5 separate regions of the Homo sapiens genome follow, and all the other regions are linked to region 1. A link is a loop called in an ENCODE intact Hi-C map of the cell type or tissue named here. Cell type or tissue: CD4-positive, alpha-beta T cell. All regions are shown on one strand. Region 1 holds the start of LOC124901653 (a long non-coding RNA gene). Region 2 holds the start of LOC124901657 (a long non-coding RNA gene). Region 3 holds the start of ZNF727 (zinc finger protein 727). Region 4 holds the start of LOC105375330 (a long non-coding RNA gene). Region 5 overlaps LOC105375322 (a long non-coding RNA gene).

Region 1 (4,000 bases):
TTAAGAAAAAAAAGCTTTTTATTATAATTTTTGTTTATAATTATATAATTTTAATTTTATTATGGTTGTTTTATTATAATTTTTATTTTAGTATCATTTAGGGTACAAGTGGTTTTTGGTTACCTGGATGAATTGTATAGTGGTGAATTCTGAGATTTTAGTGCACCTGTCACCTGAGTAGTATATAATGTATATATTGTACCAAATAGGTAGTTTTTTCACCCCCATCCACTCCCATCCTCTGCTTGTGAGTCTCCGAAGTCCATTATATCACTCTGTATGCCTTTGCATACGCATAGCTTAGCTCCCACTTATAAGTGAGAAATAATGGTATTTGATTTTCCATTCCTGAGTTATTTCACTTAGAATAATGGCCTCCAGCTTCATTCAAGTTTCTGCAAAAGACATTTCATTCCTGAGGTGCTGACCTTCGGTTTACTGGACACATCTCATAGACAGGGCAGAGGATGAGGGCAAGATCCCTCTAAGGCACTCCCCCACGCCCTACCACTCCTGCTCTGGAAGGACCCCTGAAGGGCACTGGAAGGGTTGGACTTCTCAGTGCAAGCCAACACCCACACCTGTGAGTACCAACAGACCCAGAGAGCAGCAGGAGCCCCTCACTTCTGAGAACCCCTCCCAGGATGTCAAGACTTAAGCCAGGGAGTAGAGAGAATCAGTCTCTCAGACCCAGAGAGGATTCAGGGAAAGGGCACAGGAGAACCCAGCCCAGAGCCAGAACACAGTTCAGCTCAGTGTGGGAACTCGCAGCATGGAGTGGATGGCCCTGCACGGCTGAAGAGACCAGTGTGAGGGGGAGTCTCACCCATTGTGGAGTCAGGCCCTTATATTAGGTGGCGAGAGGGTGAGGTGAGAGTTACAGCCCTTCCCAGCTGAGTTCTGGACCAGGGCTGGAGCCCAGGCCAAACATCCCTGGGGAAAGGGTGTGAGGCAGGAAGCCCTGAGCCAAGTTGAACACTGGGGTGCTGTCCCCGGAGCAGCCTGGGATGCCCTGACAGCACCCATGCCACAGTCTGCACACACCCCTTACTCTGAAATTAACAGCCTGTAGGGGTGTCCTCAGTATCAGAACAAGTGGGCCACACAAAGCCCTCGAGGACTCCAGGAACCCAGTTCCATGGGGTGCAGCCCTGCAAGGGCCAGATGAGCTGGGTAGAAAAGCTGACGAAGTCTTCCTTCCTTCCAGCCAAATCTGGAAGAAAGGCCCCTGGCCTGGAGCAGTGTTCCTGGTATCCAGGCCTCTGTGGGCATCCCTCAGCACAAAGACCCTCTCCAAGGGGGATGGGACGGCCCTTCTAGGACCACCGGCCCAGCTCCAGAAGCCCATGGGTAATCCCCACCGTCACCTGACTGAGCTGTCCCTGAGGCTAAGGCCCAGCAGCATGAAGGGACTCCCACAGAAACCAGGGCAGTAGGCTGCTCTCTGGCGGCACTGGGGGAGCAGGGTCTGGCTAACCTGTCCCTGGCTCAGGACACATGCCTGGAAATTAGGGTTTTCTCCTCTGCTCTTAACATCGCCTGGGTAAACCAATAATTACCCTCCCTCATGTTTCATAATTCACAACTATGTAAAAGTTGCTGGTGAGGGTGACATTTCCAGGAAGCCACAGCCCATGTCACCCCCCTGCAAAGTTGTGACCTTATCCGCGGACAGGTCAGGCGGCAGAGTTCTCCCAAAAGCGGGTGAACTGGCGCTCTGGCTGGAGGGTGTAGAGGGCAGCAGCACAATGGACAGCGTCTGGGACCTCAGGCCAGTTCCACAGCAGCTTAGGAGAGCAGGCGGCTCCCTGGGCTGGAGGAGGCGCGACGCTTTTGAGGGAAACCGAGCTGAGCAGCGGGAGATGGAGTGAGGCTGAGACCCGTCCGATTTGGGCAAAGGCGAGATGCACTTCGCAGCATCACACCCTCCTCACTGCCCAGCACCGACCTACCCCTCAAGTCCCTCTCCGGACTCAATCCCCTTAGCCAGGGTGGCACAGACTGAGGGGCCAGCGTAGGTTTGGAAGCAGAGAGGTCCACACGGCCCAGCTCCTCCCTCTGAGGCTGCGCACCACCCCCGAGCCCGGCGCTTGCTGGGACTGTAGGCCGGTAGCCCTGCGACCAATGGCCGAAAGCGGTTAAGAAACTACTCCTCCCAAGCTTGCAGTGAGCCGAGATCGCGCCACTGCACTCCAGGCTGGGCGACAGAGCGAGACTCTGTCTCAAAGAAAAAAGCAAAAAACAAAAAAAGAAACTACTCCTCCTAGCATGCCTTACGAGGCGCGCACCGCCCTCTCCAGGTATCATCACCAACCCATTCCCCTTGCATGCTGGGATTGTAGTCTCGCAGCCCTGCGAACAACGGCCGAAAGCGGTGAAGAAACTACTTCTCCCAGCATGCCTGGCGAGGCGCGCCCCGCGCTGCCCCCCCAGGTGTCCTCACCAACCCCACTCCCGTTGCATGCTGGGATTGTAGTCCCGCAGCCTTGCGACCAACGGCCGGAAGCGGCTAAGACACTACTCCTGCCAAATACCCTGCAGTAGCGCACCGCGCTATGTCTCCCTCCAGGGATCTGTACCACTCCCAATCCTGTTTCGTGCTGGGATTGTAGTCTTGTAAACCTACAACTAACACCTGGGTGCGGATAAGAGACTACAGCTCCCATCATTCCCAGCAAAGGGCCGTTCTGCACCGAGCTCTTTCAGGATTCCAGTGCAGTTCCGCCATGCGGAGGGAAGCTTGGCTGTTCACAAACCTCTCCTGCACTCGAGGAGACAGCTTGGCCGGGGCAGCTGATCTCACCTTGTCATTGTGACACGGTGTCTCCCCAACGTGCCGACTTCATGACTTGTCGTGCCCAAAGTTTACTTTCTCGCAGAACCGGTAGAGGCCAAGAGCTTCTCAGAGCTTCCGCCGCAGGGTTGCCATGGTAACGCTCGTTTCACCCCACCCCCCCCCCGCCGGGTCGACCCCACCCGTTCCCACTGAGGGGCCTCTCCTTTTAGCCCCACCCTCTATTGTTCCTCCCCTGGCTACATGCGCAGTGCTGCCCCTTGGTCCGGCGACGGAAGCTTCCTCGTGAGTGTCCTAAACCGTTGTTTGCTGCCTCATGTGAAGGTGCCCAGTCTCTGGTAACCTGGCACTTCACTTTTGAAAACCACCTTTTTTTCGGTCTCCCTTTGCTCCCCAGATGCACCTATTGGACCCCGGGCTGGCTGCATGGCCGGCGTCTGGGTCAGGCCTCGCACACAGACGCTCCTGTCACTGTGATAAAGAGGAGAAAATGTCCCAGGAGAAAGGGACATTTTGCGAGCCACATCCACCACTTCTCTGCCCCCCCACACAGGCTGGTTCCCAGGCCCCGGGGTCCTGGTGTGGACCTGCCTGCCGTAATTAACGCAGGTGCAGGACCTGAGCGCCTTGGTCCCTCCCAACACGTGAGAGAAGTTTGTGTGGTGAGGTTTGGACAGTGTCTGTGTTTCTGCCCTGAATAGGGTTCCCTGGAAAAACTTTATCCCTTTTTAAATACTCCCTTTGGTACCGCTTTTAAGACTTTGCCGGTGGAACTTAACAGTGATCATTTTTTTGAATCCATTTTTATATTTGCTTTTTTAGATTAACTCTTAAGTACTCCACGCTTCTGAAACGGGCGTAGGCACAGCGTCAGTTCTGTACAGTGCGGACGCAGCAGGACAGAATCTCCCTGGGCATCTTTCTGGAGCATCAGTTTTACTGCAAGATTTTAAGAAACAAATTTAATTGATTTCCAAGTTAAGAAATTAAACCTTGAAAACTAGACTAAAAAGTCATCTGCACCTGACGTAACAGACTTTCTGCAGGAAGAAAACTCTAAGGAGAGCATATTGTCCATTATTATAAATAGTGAAAATGAGAAATCATAGCAAGTCCCTTGAAAACCCTGCCCTGCCAGTCTTCTAATAGGGCCTTGGTATGGTTTTATGTGTATTTTCTTTTTGAAGTGTGCTCACCTTTTGAATA
Region 2 (4,000 bases), 640 kb before region 1:
ATAAATATTTCTTATGGTCATCTGCTACAAGCTAATTAATTAGAAAAATTGGATAATGACTTTATGCTTTATTACATGTTAATTGTAAATGGTTCCAATCAGCATAAATATACTAAAGTATTTTCAACTTTGAAAGATCCAAGAATGATTAAATCCTTCTGAATAAGTGTTTATAATAACTAAGATTATAGCCCTGTAGCTACAAAAATAATAGAAAAAATAAAGTTGTTATCTATGAGAACAACATTCTTCAAATTATTTGAAGTTTAAAGGCACTGGGAAAAGGGATTACTAGAGATGTCATTTTACTATGTTACCCAATAATGTATTATTACCATTTGTTACCTGCAGCCTTGATTAAGGTGGGATAGGTTACAGATGGTGACAGGATATACTTCATTCAATGCACAACAATTTAAACACACTAAAGCCACTTTTGTTTGATTTTAAAAATTATGGATCGCGCCCCCCAGCCCCCTCCCCCGACCCCGGGCCGGTGCAGCCGCAGGCGGGGTCCCCCTCCCCCTTCCCCCTCCCCCTTGCCCCTCTCCCCCCAGGCCTCGCGCGCCCCGGACCGGCCCCCCCTTTCCCCTCCCCCTCCGTGCCGCCTCTGCCGCGATGCCCCCCGCTGCGCCCGGGGCCCGGCTCCGGCTTCTCGCCGCCGCCGCCCTGGCCGGCTTGGCCGTCATCAGCCGGGGGCTGCTCTCCCAGAGGCTGGAGTTCAACTCTCCTGCCGACAACTACACAGTGTGTGAAGGTGACAACGCCACCCTCAGCTGCTTCATGGACGAGCATGTGACCCGCGTGGCCTGGCTGAACCGCTCCAACATCCTGTACGCCGGCAACGACCGCAGGACCAGGGACCCGCGGGTGCGGCTGCTCATCAACACCCCCGAGGAGTTCTCCATCCTCGTCACCGAGGTGGGGCTCGGCGACGAGGGCCTCTACACCTGCTCCTTCCAGACCCGCCACCAGCCGTACACCACTCAGGTCTACCTCATTGTCCACGTCCCTGCCCGCGTTGTGAACATCTCGTCGCCTGTGATGGTGAATGAGGGAGGTAATGTGAACCTGCTTTGCCTGGCCGTGGGGCGGCCAGAGCCCACGGTCACCTGGAGACAGCTCCGAGACGGCTTCACCTCGGAGGGAGAGATCCTGGAGATCTCTGACATCCTGCGGGGCCAGGCCGGGGAGTATGAGTGCGTGACTCACAACGGGGTTAACTCGGCGCCCGACAGCCGCCGCGTGCTGGTCACAGTCAACTATCCTCCGACCATCACGGACGTGACCAGCGCCCGCACCGCGCTGGGCCGGGCCGCCTACTGCGCTGCGAAGCCATGGCGGTTTCCCCCGCGGATTTCCAGTGGTATAAGGATGACAGACTACTGAGCAGCGGCACGGCCGAGGGCCTGAAGGTGCAGATGGAGCGCACTCGCTCGATGCTTCTCTTTGCCAACATGAGCGCCCGGCATTACGGCAACTATACGTGTTGCGCCGCCAACCGGCTGGGAGCGTCCAGCGCCTCCATGCGGCTCCTGTGCCCAGGATCCCTGGAGAACTCAGCCCCGAGGCCCCCAGGGCCCCTGGCCCTCCTCTCCGCCCTGGGCTGGCTGTGGTGGAGAATGTAGGCGCAACCCAGTGGAGCTCGCCTCCCCCTGCAGGGGGCCTCAGGCCAAGAGTGAGAGAAAAGGGGGAGCAAGAGCCCTGGGTCTCGTGGGGGCAGAAGGGCTCTCGGCCACCAAGGAAGAAGAGAAGAGGAGAAAGAGGAGGAGGCAGAGGAAGAAAGATCTTTAGAGAACCCATCACTGTGAGGGGTAACGCAAAATTATGTATCTTTCTACAGCCATTCTCGCTACCCGTTCACGTTTCCGATTGTGACCCACTCCCGCCACCCCATACCCCTCTCTCTTAGCTCAGGCTGTCAACAGGCTTGTGTGGGTGTGGGTGTGTGAGTGTAAGCCTGCATGCGTGTGTAGGTGTCTGTGTCTCTGTGTGTGTGTGTGTGGGTGGGCTGGGGGAAGGGACTCAACCGTCCTCCCACCCCCGAAACCCCCATGTCCACTGTCCCCAACCCTACTGCCTCTCACCTCTGGCTGGAGGTAGGTATGAGGCTCTGCAGTGGAAGCTGTGAAGAGAGGCTTACCAGGCTCCCTGCTTCCCCAATATATGCAGGCACACTGACCCCTCCCCCTGTCGAAAGGACAACTCCTGGCAGGTTGGGAGTGGGGAGGGGCATCGCACTCACCTGTCAAGCTGTCATTCAGCCTTTGCGAGTAAGTGGGGGACCTCCATCTGGGTTCTGGGCTTCCCTGCTGTCAACCACCAGCTTCCTGTAGCCAGAGGCTCCATCGCTGGCTCAGTGGCCTGAGACCTTCCCACTTTTCCTGTCCCTACCCACCCTGGATTTTCTGGCCCCCTCTTGGGCCAATCGGTGCTTCCATCCAACTGTCAGACTGGTGGCAGGAGTCACCTGTCTGTTTCAGTGCTTTGCCTTACCCCTGCCACCACTCCCCTTGGCCTTGATTTCCCCACCTGCGGAACCAGCCAGCTGCCCCTGGGGCCTTTGCAGCTGGCCCACAGGTGTGGGCTTGCTGGTCTATCACTTCCTGGCCTCTCCACCAACTGTACTTCCCAAAGGCTACCTGACCGCCCTCACACACACTCAGACACACCACACACACACACACCAGCGACTGTGACCAGCAATAGCCCCCTGGCTCCAGCTGTCCTGTAGCTGGTGACTAGCTGTATTTCCCCCTGGGTAGGCATCTGTTGTCAGGAAGGGACGCTGAGAGGCTGCAGCCTCAGCTCTGATTGTAGGAATACTCCGCCCTGGTACACCACACCACACAAAGTGGGGGACAGAGAGGCATCACACAGACATCCTGAGCCCAGATAAAGATGCCATGTCACCAACTCCGACTCCCACGAGACCCTCTATATAAACACCCACCCCAAACCACACCACTCAGAGTCTGGTGGAGAAGAGGAGAGGGCAAGGCTCAGTGACTGTACCTCAGACGGGGGCATGGGCCCCATCCCACGTTGTCTTCCATTCCCAGGGTCCAGGGGATGGGGTGGGACTGGGGAGGGATTCTAGGGAGGGGGTGGGAGGCCCTGGGGGCTGTGTGTTCCAATTCATGGGGATTGTTGAGACCACCACACCAATAAATGCCTTTTTCCAAAAAAAAAAAAAAAAATTATGTTCACGGCCAGGTGCGGTGGCTCACACCTGTAATCCCAGCACTTTGGGAGGCCGAGACGGGCAGATCACGAGGTCAGGGGATAGAGACCATCCTGGCTAACACGGTGAAACCTCGTCTCTACTAAAAATACAAAAAATTAGCCGGGCGTGGTGGCGGGCACCTGTAGTCCCAGCTACTCAGGAGGCTGAGGCAGGAGAATGGTGGGAACCCGGGAGGCAGAGCTTGCAGTGAGCCGAGATTGCGCCACTGCACTCCAGCCTGGGCGACAGAGGGAGACTCCATCTCAAAAAAAAAAAAAAAATTATGTTCACACAGGCTAGATGTGGCTTGCATTCCAATGGTTGAGACTCTTTCACCTGAGACTGAGACTTGGTGGTCTTCAGTTCACTGTCTTCTAGTTGCAGTGATGAGTGCATGTGTAAGATCAAGATTCAGAGGAAGAGGAGATGGTCAAGAGGAATCTGATTTGGTTGCATTCATGGCTTCCCAGAAGCACCGTGAATCTCAATAAAAGAAACCACTGGTTGGTGTGGTGGCTCACGCCTGTAATCCCAGCACTTTGGGAGGCCGAGGTGGGTGGATCACCTGAGGTAAGGAGTTCGAGACCAGCCTGACCAACATAGAGAAACCCTGTCTCTACTAAAAATATAAAAAAAAAATTATCCGGGTGTGGTGGTGCATGCCTGTAATCCCAGCTACTTGGGAGGCTGAGGCAGGAGAATTGCTTGAACCCAGTAGACGGAGGTTGTAGTGGGCTGAGATTATGCCATTGCACTCCAGCCTGGGCAACAAGA
Region 3 (4,000 bases), 120 kb before region 1:
GAAAGGAAAGCTAGGGTTGAGAGGGAAAAAAATCTTAATGTTAAAGCAGTTAGCTTTTTAGAGGAAGGGTGTATCAGGAAACTGCTCTCAGCACGAGGGCATCCAGCTGCTCCCCTGAGAGGCTCCACCCAATACCTCAGGCTCTTCTCTGAAAGGAGATGACCCAGGGGCTAATGTTTGCTAGACACTCCAAGAGACATGGTCCTTGTGGGTATCTTGGATCATCCCCAGAAAGCTGTAATACTTGGAACCAGGAAAATACAGGAGAGTGACTGAGGACACATCACCCTGCAAAGGATCCAAAGACATGCTGGGAAGGCGCGCGTGCCTAGAGAAGATGAGAGGAGATGCGCAGAGCGTCAGGTGATTACTCTCTGCTTTCCTGTTATGTGAAATGTTCACGAACAGACGAAATTAAAAAGAGCCACCTACTGCTCTCTTAAACAAAAATAAACAATTAAAATGCCACGTCCGTTTTGAAATTAAATAAAGGACTAATAGTTGATAATGTGATCTGGACAGGGATAGTCGGCATTGGGGAATGTGGGAAAGAAATTGGAAATGTAGAATTTTCTACAGTCCCTATAACAGTTAGGCTGGGAGAAGTTTTGGATTTGAGACCCTGCTTGCCAAACATTTGAAAATTGCAGACAAAACCAAGGACCCTGTAGAGCATTAAAATAACTAAATAGCTGGCAATTAGGCTGAAATGGCCATGATGCTCTGGGATTCTGCCTAAGGAAACCTAACTACGTCGAAAGAATTTCTTACAAATTACTAACTTTGAGAAAAAAAAAAAAAACACAAAACTTAGGCTTAACCAACCACAAGCTGCCAATAAAGCTCTAAGTACATAACCAGGACATTTCCACCGGATGGGTGCAAATGCAATACATAACTGTAACCAATCAAATACTGAATCTGGTTTGCTTCCTCATACCTCTTACAAAAGCCTTTTGTTCCAAGTCTCTCCTTTGAGCCCCCAAACCATAGTTGGATATTCTCTGATTCATAAATTGCTGTTTGTGCAAATAAACTGTTTGTATTAATCGGTTCTGGCATTACTATAAATGCCTCAGACTGGGTAATTTATAAGAAAGAGGATTAACTGGCTCATGGTTCCACAGGCTGTACAGAAAGCATAACACCAGCATCTGCTTCTGGGGGGGCCCCACCCAGGAAGCTTAAAATCCTGGTGCAAGGTGAAGCAGGAGCTTGAAAAGAAGGCAAGGGGGTTGCTATACACTTTTAAATAAGAACTTCAGGGAACTCAGTCACTATCGAGAGGTCAATACCAAGAGGAATGGTGCTAAACTATTCATGAGAAATTCACGCCCATAATCCAAACACTTTCCACCAGGCCCCACCTCCAACATGGGGTATTACATTTAAATAGGAGAGTTGGGCTGGAAAACACTTCGAAACTATATCCTAAAGATGCCTCAATTTAGGCTACGACAGTGGCTCATGCATGTAATCCCGGCACTTTAGGAGGCCCGAGGGGGGCGGATCACCTGAGCTCCGGAGTTCGAGACCAGGCTGAGCAACATTGCAAAAACCCGTCTCTACCAAACAAACAAAAAACAAAACCACAAAACCAGGCGAGGTGGCGGCGCATGTCTCCCTAGTCCTAGCTACTTGGGGAGCTGGGGTGGGAGGATCATCTGAGCCCAGGAGGTGGAGGCTGCAGTGAGCCGAAATCTTGCCACTGCACTTTAGCCTGGGCACAGAGTGAGACACTGTCTCCAAAATAAATAAATAAAATAAGCCACAATTTTTAAAAGGAGAAAGGAGGGACTGGGGACCCCAAGGCCCACTGCTTCTTCCACGGAGGAACTCCAGACCCTGAATGAGGATTCTCGTCTTATGACGTCCCCGCACAATCTGGAGGAGACTCGGGATTGCGACACAGAGCTGCCCAAAAAGTCTCTGGGCTGGAAAGAAATTCGCGTTTATGGACAAAACAAGACGCTCGGGTTTTGGCTGCAGGCTCAGCTCCTAATCTGCGACGGAGGGAAGTGAGGACTGAACTGTGCCCACGGGGACTCGGAGCTGCTGCAGAGCTGACCGCGAGGCCAAGATCCCACCGCAGCCAGTTCCGACCGGATTCAAACAGCCTCTTCCCCCTTCTCGGGACACCCACTCCGCGCACTCACCATTTCCCAGCCTCCGGATGTTCCGCCTTCTTCCCTATGGATCTCCCAGTACCTGCAGGTCACAGGATAACAGGGGCTATGGTGGAGTCACCGAGGAGCTAATGGAGCGGAAGAGATGGAATAGTACAGACGGGTACTGGACTCAGAGCCTAGAAGCTAGGAGACGAAGGCCTTGCCATATTGAAGAGCCCGCCTCTTCCTCTCTAGCTGCGCACCTGATTGGGCAGTTTTCACGCTAGCACCACTGATTGGCTGGGGTTCTCCGCCCCACACATTTAGACCCTGATCGACAGGAGATGTAATGAGACACTGGGCTGAATGAGGAAAGAGTGACAGGTTTTTGCCTGCAGCATGTTCAGGCAGCGATTTCTCCTTGTGTTGGGGGCCTGGCCCTGCCTGAGGGACATTTGTATTTAACGTTGTATATAAGATTATATCACTTTCTGATTATATTTACGTGTGTGTATATCAATTTCTGAATTATAGTTATGTGTATGCTGCAGGCCCTGTCTCAGCATCCTGTCTTTCCCTTTAGTTGCAGGAGATCAAAGTCCTCCAGGAGATGCAGCTGCACCAGCTGGCTGCAGACAATTATCACCTTCAGTCTGTGAAGCAATTTTGGGTCTGCTTCCAATTAATGGAGTGTCTCAGTGAGACTGAGAGGTGAGGGCCTAGCAGATTGGTTAGTGCCACTCACCCAGACCTCCCAAAACACCCTGTTTCTTTCCCACCAAAGCTGAGCCTGCCTGAGGACCTAAACAAGCATGGAGAACGAAGATGGGACCCTAGTCAGGGATAGTGCTGGGCTGTGGGGTAAAGTCAGCTGGGTCAGTGCCTCCAGGTGTGGGAAGGAGCCGGCCTCTTCTCTAGGGCCCTGGGCAAGTCACTGCCCTCTTTGGGCCTCTGTTTTCTTATCCAAAAAATGTAGGGATGATGAGACTGAGAGGGGCTAATGATGAGCTTCAAAGGAGAAAAGAACTTTGAGAGTGCTTGTGCCTGGCTCTTCCTGAGATGATGAGAACAATGGTGACAGCTACATATAACTGAGTCCTCACAAGGCCCAGTGAGGTAGGTGGTTCCCATCACACTTTCAAGTTGAGAAAACAGTCTCAGGGAGGCCTGGCTGCATGCCCAAGGTTCCACATACAGGGAGTGTTGGAGCAGGGAGTCAATCTAGAATCAGAACTTACTGGAGATGACAGGAGCATTGGACCAGCTTACTCACACCAGTTATCCAGGATACCAGGTCAGTGTAACTGGGCATAACTGGGTGAAGGGAGCATAGTATCACTGACCTTTTCTTTGACTCTGGCAGATGAAGACATCCACGTTGGCCACCCTGGAGACGAAACCACAGAGAGGCCAGATGAGGCTAAAGCAGCAAAAAGGCAGTGTCCCTGTGATGGGGAGGAGCTCCAGGGAGTCAGAGGGAAGAGCTCCTCCCTCACAGCCGGAGGCCTCCACATCAAAAGAGCAAGGGGCCTTTCTCCCGTAGCCCTTCCCTCCTGTGGCAACAGTCCCTGAAATGCCTCTATAAGACAAATCTGAGTAAAAGCCTGGAAGAGCTGGATTTGGGAAATAGTGGGGGCAGGGACCACATAACATTGTGACTTGTAAAAATCTCACCACAGAGTTAACATGGGAACATGGGGGTTCATGTTTTTGGAGGCCAGCTAGGAGGAGGGGAGAGAGTTGGGGAGAGGCAGCTGAGTGTCTTTGGCTTTTTCAAGTGGAAGATGTAGATAGGAGGGTCCAGGAGACAGGGGATTATGAGACTTCAGGGGACAGGCCTTGAATGGACACCCAAAATTGGATACTCATCCCCATCACCACCCGATGGCACA
Region 4 (4,000 bases), 1.1 Mb before region 1:
TTAAATATTTATTCATTCAACTAACTTTGGGTGGAAGGTACTTGTAAGTTTAAAAGTCCTTTCTGAAAGTGGAAATAACATAACAATGTTTGCATAAAAGACACTCAATGGTTCTCAAAGCGTATCTGAGAGTCTAATCAGCCTATTAACTTTGTTCTGAATAACCAACAACAAATGTGAGCTTTTTGTCACATCTATGCATTTTCCCCTGTAAACTGATACCTACATTTTAAATGCATTTTTAAAATGTTCCATTTGGCCCTATGATAATTATTTCCCCTCTAAAAAGCGAAAGGATTTTGGTTTAAGAGCAAATGAGACAGAGTATCTGGTCCATGAAAAAGGCTAAGTGGAAAGATCAGTTCCCTGAAGTTTGTAACCAATAACAAGAGAAACTCCAATGCTACCTTGTTCATGTAATCAACAATATATGAGTTGAAATAAACTAGTGAGCTATACATTTCTGATATATACCAATTTACCAATCAACAGGAGGGGAAGAAATCGCTCAAATGTGACTACTGTTAACAAACATCTAAATATCAGACATAGTCTCTATTAAAATCGTAACCTATCCATTTTGAAATCATTCCTTCGACTTTTATGTTTTTAATCGCCCCATTAAAAAAAAAGCAGCCACTTTTAAAAGTAAATTCCCCCCTTTTTCAAAGTAACTTGCCTAGGAAAATGTAATGCATTAAAATAAAACATAACAGACAAACCAATTACAACATTAAAGAAAAAACTAAAATGATGAGTAACACAAACCAATCGCTCCAGTTTAGCAAAGGGTGTGTTTTTAATCTGTTGTGGGTATCCTATTATACTAATAGGCAACAACGTTTAAAAGTCATCCCAATGCCTAAAACACCGCCATATACATAACATACTTGTCCTTTACTCCAATGAAGCTTAAACTAGACCCAAACTCAGACCATTTCCTTCTCCTGGCACACTGAAACATACGAGAGGGAATCCAAGAAATCAGATATGTTAAGTGCTGGTATCTTCTTCCACAGTAGGGTCAAATTTGTGTTTGCCAGCTAATGTCACCGTCCCAGTAAGTCTGCAAATTCTCACTAGCGCTGGAGTGCAAAGAGGCCTGACCACGGAAACACCTGTCCTAGCACCAGGAAAACAGTGGGAAAGGCAACCCCGTCTCCGCGCCGGCCCCAAAGCCTCGGCTGCAGCGATCGGGGGAACAAGAGGCCCGCTGCCGCTGGTCTCACGGGTGCGGCGGACAAGGTCCCACACCCCCGGCCCGCCTCCCGAGAACCAGGAAACCTGTCAAGCCAGCCTGCACCCACCCTCCGCAGCCCCCTCGCGCTCCTGCCCAGCCCGGCCCCGGCCCACCCGACCGCTCCGCGTCCGCCCCGGCCTCCCGGCTGCACTCTGCCACCTCATCCCTCCCCGGCTGCCTCGCGGCCCCGCCACCTCCGCCCCGCGGCCTGGGCTCATGCCGCCCCCCGGGCAGGAGCGCCCCGCCGCCACCCCCCACCCGGCCCCGACCCGACCCCGTAAGTTCCCCAGCGGCCCGGTCCCCGCCGCCCCCAGGCCTGAGCTCCCGCCGCGCGCTCCCCACCCCGAGACTCCGCCCTTGCCCCGCTCGGCCGCTCCCGGCCCACTCCCCAAAGCCGGCTACCTGGAGGCAAGGGCGACGGAGCACTTCACCCAGGGCCCCAGGTCGCAGAGGGCCCGGTGCTCGGGGTCCCGCTCCTTCTGCCTCTCCACATGGTAGGCGTAGATGGAGAGCAGGATTCCGGCAGCGCACACTGCATACCGGGCCACCCGCTCCCACCGCGGCACCGACACGCTCAGCAGGACGGCCGTCGCCATCCTGCCGCCGCCGCCACCGCCTCCCTCCGCCTCCACCGCCTCCCTCCGCCTCCACCTCAGCCGCCGCCGCCCGTCGGGACCCGACCCAGCTGCCGCGGCCGCCGCCGCGCCCCATTGGCTCGGTCGCCTGCTCCGGGCCCCGCCCCCACAGGCGCGCGGCCCAACCGCCCCGAAAGGAGTGAGCTGGACGGGGCGGGGAAAGAGCGGGCGGGCGCGGAGGGTGGGGGCGGAGTGCGCAACCGCCGGGGAGGCCGGATCTGCGGGCGGAGATTGAGGCGACGCGCGCGAGGGGTGGAGCCCGGGGGAGAAAGGGGTGGGGCAGGGGCGGGGCAGGGTAGGGGCGGGGCCGAGCGCGCCAGTGCGGGAGGGACTTAGAGGAGCGGTGCAACTAGCACCTTGCAAGGATGCCACTGTGGGTGACTGGGCGAACCCTCGGCCCCTCCCTCTGGGGATGGCAATCAATTGCCATCCTTTTTCCTTTTTTCGTTGTATTTTTCTGACCCAATCCAAATCAACCCTGGCCAGTGCTTGGAGCTCCAGAGACACACACCTATGACCTGATCTTCCCACCACCACCTCCGGGGACACTCTGTTCGACCTGTGCAAAACTTTTTTTTTTAATGTGCAAAACTATGTTTTAAATTTAAAAACTATTTTTAAAAAATGATTCATGGACCGGGTACAGTGGCTCACGCCAAATCCCAACACTTTGGGATGCCGAGGCAGGTGGATCACTTGAGGTCAGGAGTTCAAGACCAGCCTGGCCTACATGGTGTAACCTCGTCTCTACTAAAAATACAAAAAACAAACCAAAAACAATTAGCCCGGTGTCGTGGTGGGCGCCTCTAATCCCAGCTACTCGGGAGACTGAGGCATGAGAATTGCTGGAACCCGGGAGGTGGAGGTTGCAGTGAGCCAAGATCGTGCCACTGCACTCCAGCCTGGGCGATAGAGTAAGAGTCTCAGAAAAAAAAAAAAAAAAAAAAAAAAAAGATTTACGAATGCCTTGCTTCTCCGTAAGCTGAATTTGAAGTTGCTTACCATAACTCATATAATATAGAAAAATAAAGATGAGCTAATACAATCAGGATGAAGAAAAAGAAAAGTCAGAATAAAATGAAAGGCCAGGAATAAGAACACAGATAAGCAGGCCATAGGGGCTTACATAGTTATTAAAATTGCATCATAAATTTGGCTCTGAGCTTCCTGGTGGCCAACACTAAAAGGAAAACAGATGTATGTGCTTTTTCTCACTGTCTTTAAGAAGAAACACAGTGTTCTTGGAGATTTTCAGTGTTTCCCTGGTTGCAGCTTTCAATTTTTCAGGGGCTTTATATAGTGATTTTGAGTAATAAGCAATATCCTTGTATTCGTTATCTATTCTTGGGTAAAAATCACCCCAAATTTAGCAGTTAATAAACAATAAACTTTTTTTTCCCTCACAGTTTCCATGGGCTAGGAATCTGGGTGAGGTTAGCTGTGTCCTCTGGCTCAGGCTCTCATGAGGATACAATCAAGCTGTCAGCCAGGGCTGCAGCTCTCTCAAGGCTTCAGAATCCTCTTTCAAACTCACTTCCACTGCTGCTGGCAGGCCTGAGGTCCTCTCTGGCTGTTGGCTGGAGACATCATTTCCTGTCCACTTCCACCTCTTGGTAAGAAGCAGCAGGCTTACCCCGGGGAGAGGGAGGAGAAAGAGGAAGAGACAGAAAAAGAAAATGAGAGTGAGATCACAGTCCTTTTTTGAAACCTAATCCCAGAAGTGACATCCCATCACTTTTACGTAGTCTATTGCTACTTAGAAAATAGTCTCTAGGTCCAGCCAGTCATGGTGGCTCACACCTGTAATCCCAGAATTTTGGGAGGCCGAGGTGGGTAGAGCACCTGAGGTCAGGAGTTCGAGACCAGCTGACCAGCATGGTGAAACCCCGTCTCTACTAAAAATACCACAATTAGCTGGATGTGGTGGCACATGCCTGTAAACTCAGCTACTTGGGAAGCTGAGGCATGAGACTCACTTGAACCTGGGAGGTGGAGGTTGCAGTGAGCCGAGCTCACACCATTGCACTCCAGCCTGGCTTACAAGGAGAAACTCCATCTCAAAAAAAGAAGAAAAAAAAGAAAGAAAGAAAGAAAAAGAAAATAGTTCCTAGGTCCAGCCCATGCT
Region 5 (4,000 bases), 380 kb before region 1:
GGGCAGATTGTGTCCTAGAAAGAGTGAAGGGACAGAAAAATTAAATGGGGTGCAAAAGTAACAATAGCTGAAAACTTGCAAAAATTTGTCAAAACCCCACATTTTATATCCAAGCAGTCAACAGATTCCAAAAAGAAAATCCAAGTAAAATCGTACAAAGGCCACATTGTGATTTAAGAAACTGGCAGGACAGGGCTTCCAATTGACTTTCTAAAATTTCTAATTTTTACTAATTATAATGATGGAAAATAGGTTATCCTTGAGAGATTTATCTTGGAGAAAGTCTCACATATCAGGCACAGATGACTAAGGGTTATTAAAGGCAGATGACTTTCTAGCCTTGTTTTAGAGTTTTAATTTCTTACCTTGGAAATAAATTTGTTTCTTACAAATCTTGTAGTAAAAGTGATTCTCCAGAAAGATGTGCCCAGGATATTCTCTCCTGCTGCATCCTCCCTGCACAGAATTGAAGCTGTGCGTACTTCAATTTCAGAAATGTACAATATGAATTACTTAGTTAATCTGAAAAACTAAAAGAAAAACATGAATTAAGGTAATTACTTTTATGTTCCTTCAGCAAATTACTAAAAGTGGTTCCAGAGATATATTTAAAAATGATTATTAAAAGAGTTTTTAAGGGAGCCCTATTCAGGGCAAAAAGACATTGTACATTACCTCAGTACACAAACTTTCCTAATGTTTTGGGAAGGACCTAGGGTCCTGTTTTGTCCTTTTGGCCCGTGTTAACACTAGGACACCTGATACCTGGGAACCAGCCTGTGTGGGAGTCACAGAGTGGTGGATGTGGCTCCCAAAGTGGCTTAAAGGGGTCCCTTCTCTGTGCAGTTGAGTATTCTGATTGTACGAAGGAGTCAGGCCTTTCCCGTGTGACGTTTTCTCCTCTTTATTACAGTGGCAGGCGCATCCCTGCGAGAGGCCTGACCCAGGTGTGTAGGCCAAGCAGCCAGCCCGGAAATCCAATGGGGTGTTCTTGGGGTACAGAGGAGGATCTGTGACAGTCCAGAGAGAGAGAAAGGAAAAGGTGGCTTTGAAGAGGCAAGTGCAAAGATACCAGAGACGGGGTATTGTCATTTTAGGCAGTTAATTGACGGTTTCACTTACCAGGGAGCTCCCATCATGGGCTCCCAAAAGGCCTGACAACTGCTAGGCCCACGGGCCATTAGCTGCACCTTTACTGAGGGGCTGCACTATGCATGTCTGAAAGCCGCGTGGGACAGAGGAAGGGGCAGGGATGAGGGAAAGGACGGGGTGAGGGAAGGAAGGGAGGGTAAACCTAACTACGGCAACCTTGAGCAGGCTGGAAGAGGCTTCCTCAGGTAGGGGTGATGTCACAATCACAGGTTGAGATCAGCTGCCCGGGCCACGCTGGCTCCTCGCAGGCAGGCGAGATTTGGGAACAGCCAGGATCCCCTCCGCACGGGAGAACAGCTCTAGACGCGCAGAGGGGCGGAGTCCAAACGGGTGCCATCACCGTACATCCTGGGAGCTGTAGTCTCTTAACCGCTCGTAGCCCGTTGGTGGCAAGGCGACAGTATTACAATCCCAGCATGCGCAAGTCTGGGGGCGGTGCGAAGCCCTGGGGACACGGCGGTGCGCGCCTAGCTAGACATGCTGAGAGATGTAGTCTCTTAACCTCTCGCAGTCCCTAGGTTGCAGGACTGCAGGACTACAATCCCGGCATGCTCCGGGCTCGGGGTTTGGGCATAGCTTTAGAAAGAGAGGCAGGGCGGCAGGGCGGCAGGGCGGCAGGGCGCGGTGGTTTTCGCCTGTAATCCCAGCTCTTTGGGAAGCCGAGGCAGGCGGATCACGAGGTCAGGAGATCGAGACTATCCTGGCTAACACGGTGAAACCCCGTCTCTACTAAAAATACAAAAAATTAGCCGCGCGTGGTGGCGGGCGCCTGTAGTCCCAACTACTCGGGAGGCTGAGGCAGTCTTGAACCCCGGAGGCGGAGGTTGCAGTGAGCCGAGATCGCGCCACTGCACTCCAGCCTGGGCGACAGAGGGAGACTCTGTCTCAAAAAAAAAAAAAAAGAAGAAGAAGAAGAAGAAGAAAGAAGAAAGAAGAAGAAAGAGAGGCAGGGCGCTGCGCACCTCGCCGGGCGTGCGGGGACGTTGTAGTCTCTTAACGGCTCCCGGCTCTCTGGTCGCCTGGCTGCAGGACTACAATTCCAGCAGGCACCGGGCTCAGTGGGAGGGGCAGGGTGGTGTGGACCTGGCAAAGCAGTGCTGCCCGCTCACCCCCTGCTGCCCTGTCTCCATGGGGAGTGAGTTTGGAGAGAGATATAAGGGATAAATCTGGGCTTTTGCCCAAATCTGGCAGGTCCTACCTCCGGCTGAGCAGCTCTTCCTCTCTTTATCCTTATCCGCTGGTTTTTCCATGGCATCGCGCCTCCTTCAGCCCATGGAGCCGCCTGCTTTCCTAAACTACTACAGAAACTGGCCTGATGGCTGTCTGAGACATTGTACATTGTGCCACCGGCCTCTGCTTACTCCAGGCAGAGCGCCAGTTCAGCAGCATTTGGGAGAAATTTGCTGCCTGGGCCGCCCGTAAACAACTTGAGCTTTGCAGTGGGTAACATGGGCTGTGGTTTGGTGAAAATGTCAACCTCACTGACCCCTTTTTCGTGGAAGTAGAAGTCGAGACATGAGGGAGAGTAATTATTGGCTTACCCGGGATCTGCTAAAAGCAGAGGAGAAAGCCCCAGTGTTTCCAGGCATGTGTCTGGGTGGGCCATTTTTACCAACCCATTTAAGGGGCTAGGCCTCCAAAAATCAACCTAAAGGTAATGATTGTTTTGATATTTTACACATGTGATCATGGCTTCATCTCACCTTAGACCTGACTGGCCAGTGTCTCAAAGACATAGATGGTGACCAGCTCTCTCTGGAACAGATGGCACTCCAGCTTTGTGGGAGCAACTTTCAAGGTGTAGATCATTTGGAAGGCATTTGAACCTGTGAGGTTTAACATCTCTGCTTTGGATGGAAAGCTCATGACCTTCTGCAGTCAGGGATGGAACTGAACTTGCTGGGACTGATCTGTTGAAATGTTCTGTCTAGATAGTGGAAACATCCAGGAGCACTTCTGCTTCCATGTAGCCTCTTAATAATTGATGTCCCTAAAATACTAAGTACTCAGAAACAGTTACTTTTGGCGGGGCACAGTGGCTCACACCTGTAATCCCAGCACTTTGGGAGGCCAAGGCGTGTGGATCACCTGAGGCCAGGAGTTTGAGACCAGCCTGGCCAACATGGTGAAACCCCATCTCTACTAAAAATACAAAAATTAGCTGGGCATGGTGGTGTGTGCCTGTAATCTCAGCTACATGGGAGGCTGAGGCAGGAGGTGGAGGTTGCAGTGATCTGAGGTTGCACCACTGCACTCCAGCCTGGGCGACAGAGCAAGACTCCATCTCAGAAAAAAAAAAAAAAAAAAAAGAAAGTTACTTTCAGAAAGTTGGTACAAGCTTTCTTGTTTTTATATCTAATCTGTAATAACCCGGGTGTTAATCTACAGGGAAGTGATAGTTCATTCATGTCACACATTCCAATAGTTTTTCATTTGTGATTTCTGAATGTGGTACACTATCAAAAAAAATGGGAAAACATGATTGTGACCATGGAAATCTATTACTGTACTTGCGAAACTTGTGAAGAATTTACCACTTCAGGATTAATTACACCTAGATTCGTCACTGCCTTTGTAAAGAAAGGAAGAGAAACCATGTGTCATCTATGCAGGTGGCAAGATGAGGAAGTATAGGGAGATGACAGCACAATACTGGGGCTCTAGTCTTTTTTTTTTTTTTCTTTGAGACAGAGTCTCATTCTGTCACCCAGGCTGGAGTGAAGTGGTGCAATCTCGGCTCACTGCAAACTCCGCCTCCCGGGTTCACACAATTTTCCTGCCTCAGCCTCCCAAGTAGCTTGCTTTACAGGCATTTGCCATCACGCCTGGCTAATTTTTGTATATTTAG

What was found. A loop is a pair of places that touch in the nucleus more often than their neighbours do. Peaks named below come from ENCODE experiments on the same cell type or tissue, not always from the same donor. Only the 100,000 strongest peaks of a DNase experiment are listed, where the experiment ranks them.
Region 2: a loop joins it to region 1, with 6 times the contacts of the local background. A loop is called at or near these places in 9 of 110 quality-filtered maps.
Region 3: it touches region 1 in a loop (2.3-fold over the local background); 8 of 110 quality-filtered maps call a loop at or near these places.
Region 4: it touches region 1 in a loop (4-fold over the local background); 3 of 110 quality-filtered maps call a loop at or near these places.
Region 5: it touches region 1 in a loop (8-fold over the local background); 15 of 110 quality-filtered maps call a loop at or near these places.

What each region holds. Positions count from the first base shown.
Region 1 is chr7:63,924,784-63,928,783 of GRCh38, reverse strand. LINC02848 (long intergenic non-protein coding RNA 2848) reads right to left here. Exons shown (of 7, transcript NR_186803.1): 7 at 3,582-3,733. It overlaps LOC124901653 (a long non-coding RNA gene), which reads left to right and starts at 870. Exons shown (of 2, transcript XR_007060341.1): 1 at 870-2,930; 2 at 3,617-4,000. LOC105375318 (a long non-coding RNA gene) reads right to left here and starts at 2,879. Exons shown (of 4, transcript XR_007060342.1): 1 at 2,804-2,879. RefSeq lists an enhancer at 2,438-2,497. In CD4-positive, alpha-beta T cell, no CTCF peak of the experiment used is centred here; DNase peaks (open chromatin) are centred at 2,383 and 2,693; H3K4me3 peaks cover 2,168 bases; H3K27ac peaks cover 1,649 bases.
Region 2 is chr7:64,567,056-64,571,055 of GRCh38, reverse strand. LOC124901657 (a long non-coding RNA gene) reads right to left here and starts at 2,381. Exons shown (of 2, transcript XR_007060357.1): 1 at 2,088-2,381. It also overlaps the pseudogene LOC100133092 and the pseudogene LOC100129293. In CD4-positive, alpha-beta T cell, a CTCF peak has its summit at 1,537; DNase peaks (open chromatin) are centred at 835 and 1,475; H3K4me3 peaks cover 1,202 bases; H3K27me3 peaks cover 226 bases.
Region 3 is chr7:64,043,781-64,047,780 of GRCh38, reverse strand. ZNF727 (zinc finger protein 727) reads right to left here and starts at 2,347. Exons shown (of 4, transcript NM_001159522.3): 1 at 2,157-2,347. The coding sequence starts at 2,159. In CD4-positive, alpha-beta T cell, no CTCF peak of the experiment used is centred here; a DNase peak (open chromatin) is centred at 2,380; H3K4me3 peaks cover 645 bases; H3K27me3 peaks cover 190 bases.
Region 4 is chr7:65,036,208-65,040,207 of GRCh38, reverse strand. LOC105375330 (a long non-coding RNA gene) reads left to right here and starts at 1,947. Exons shown (of 6, transcript XR_927607.1): 1 at 1,947-2,014; 2 at 3,282-3,488. It also overlaps the pseudogene LOC441241 and the pseudogene CCT6P3. RefSeq lists a silencer at 1,907-2,216. In CD4-positive, alpha-beta T cell, no CTCF peak of the experiment used is centred here; DNase peaks (open chromatin) are centred at 1,217, 2,047 and 3,505; H3K4me3 peaks cover 1,188 bases.
Region 5 is chr7:64,304,991-64,308,990 of GRCh38, reverse strand. It overlaps LOC105375322 (a long non-coding RNA gene), which reads left to right. Exons shown (of 5, transcript XR_927582.2): 1 at 1-1,493. Among named protein-coding and RNA genes, the nearest start is that of ZNF736, 7.0 kb to the left of the region's middle. RefSeq lists enhancers at 1,059-1,218, 2,009-2,058. In CD4-positive, alpha-beta T cell, no CTCF peak of the experiment used is centred here; DNase peaks (open chromatin) are centred at 1,590 and 2,240; H3K4me3 peaks cover 1,649 bases; H3K27ac peaks cover 1,608 bases.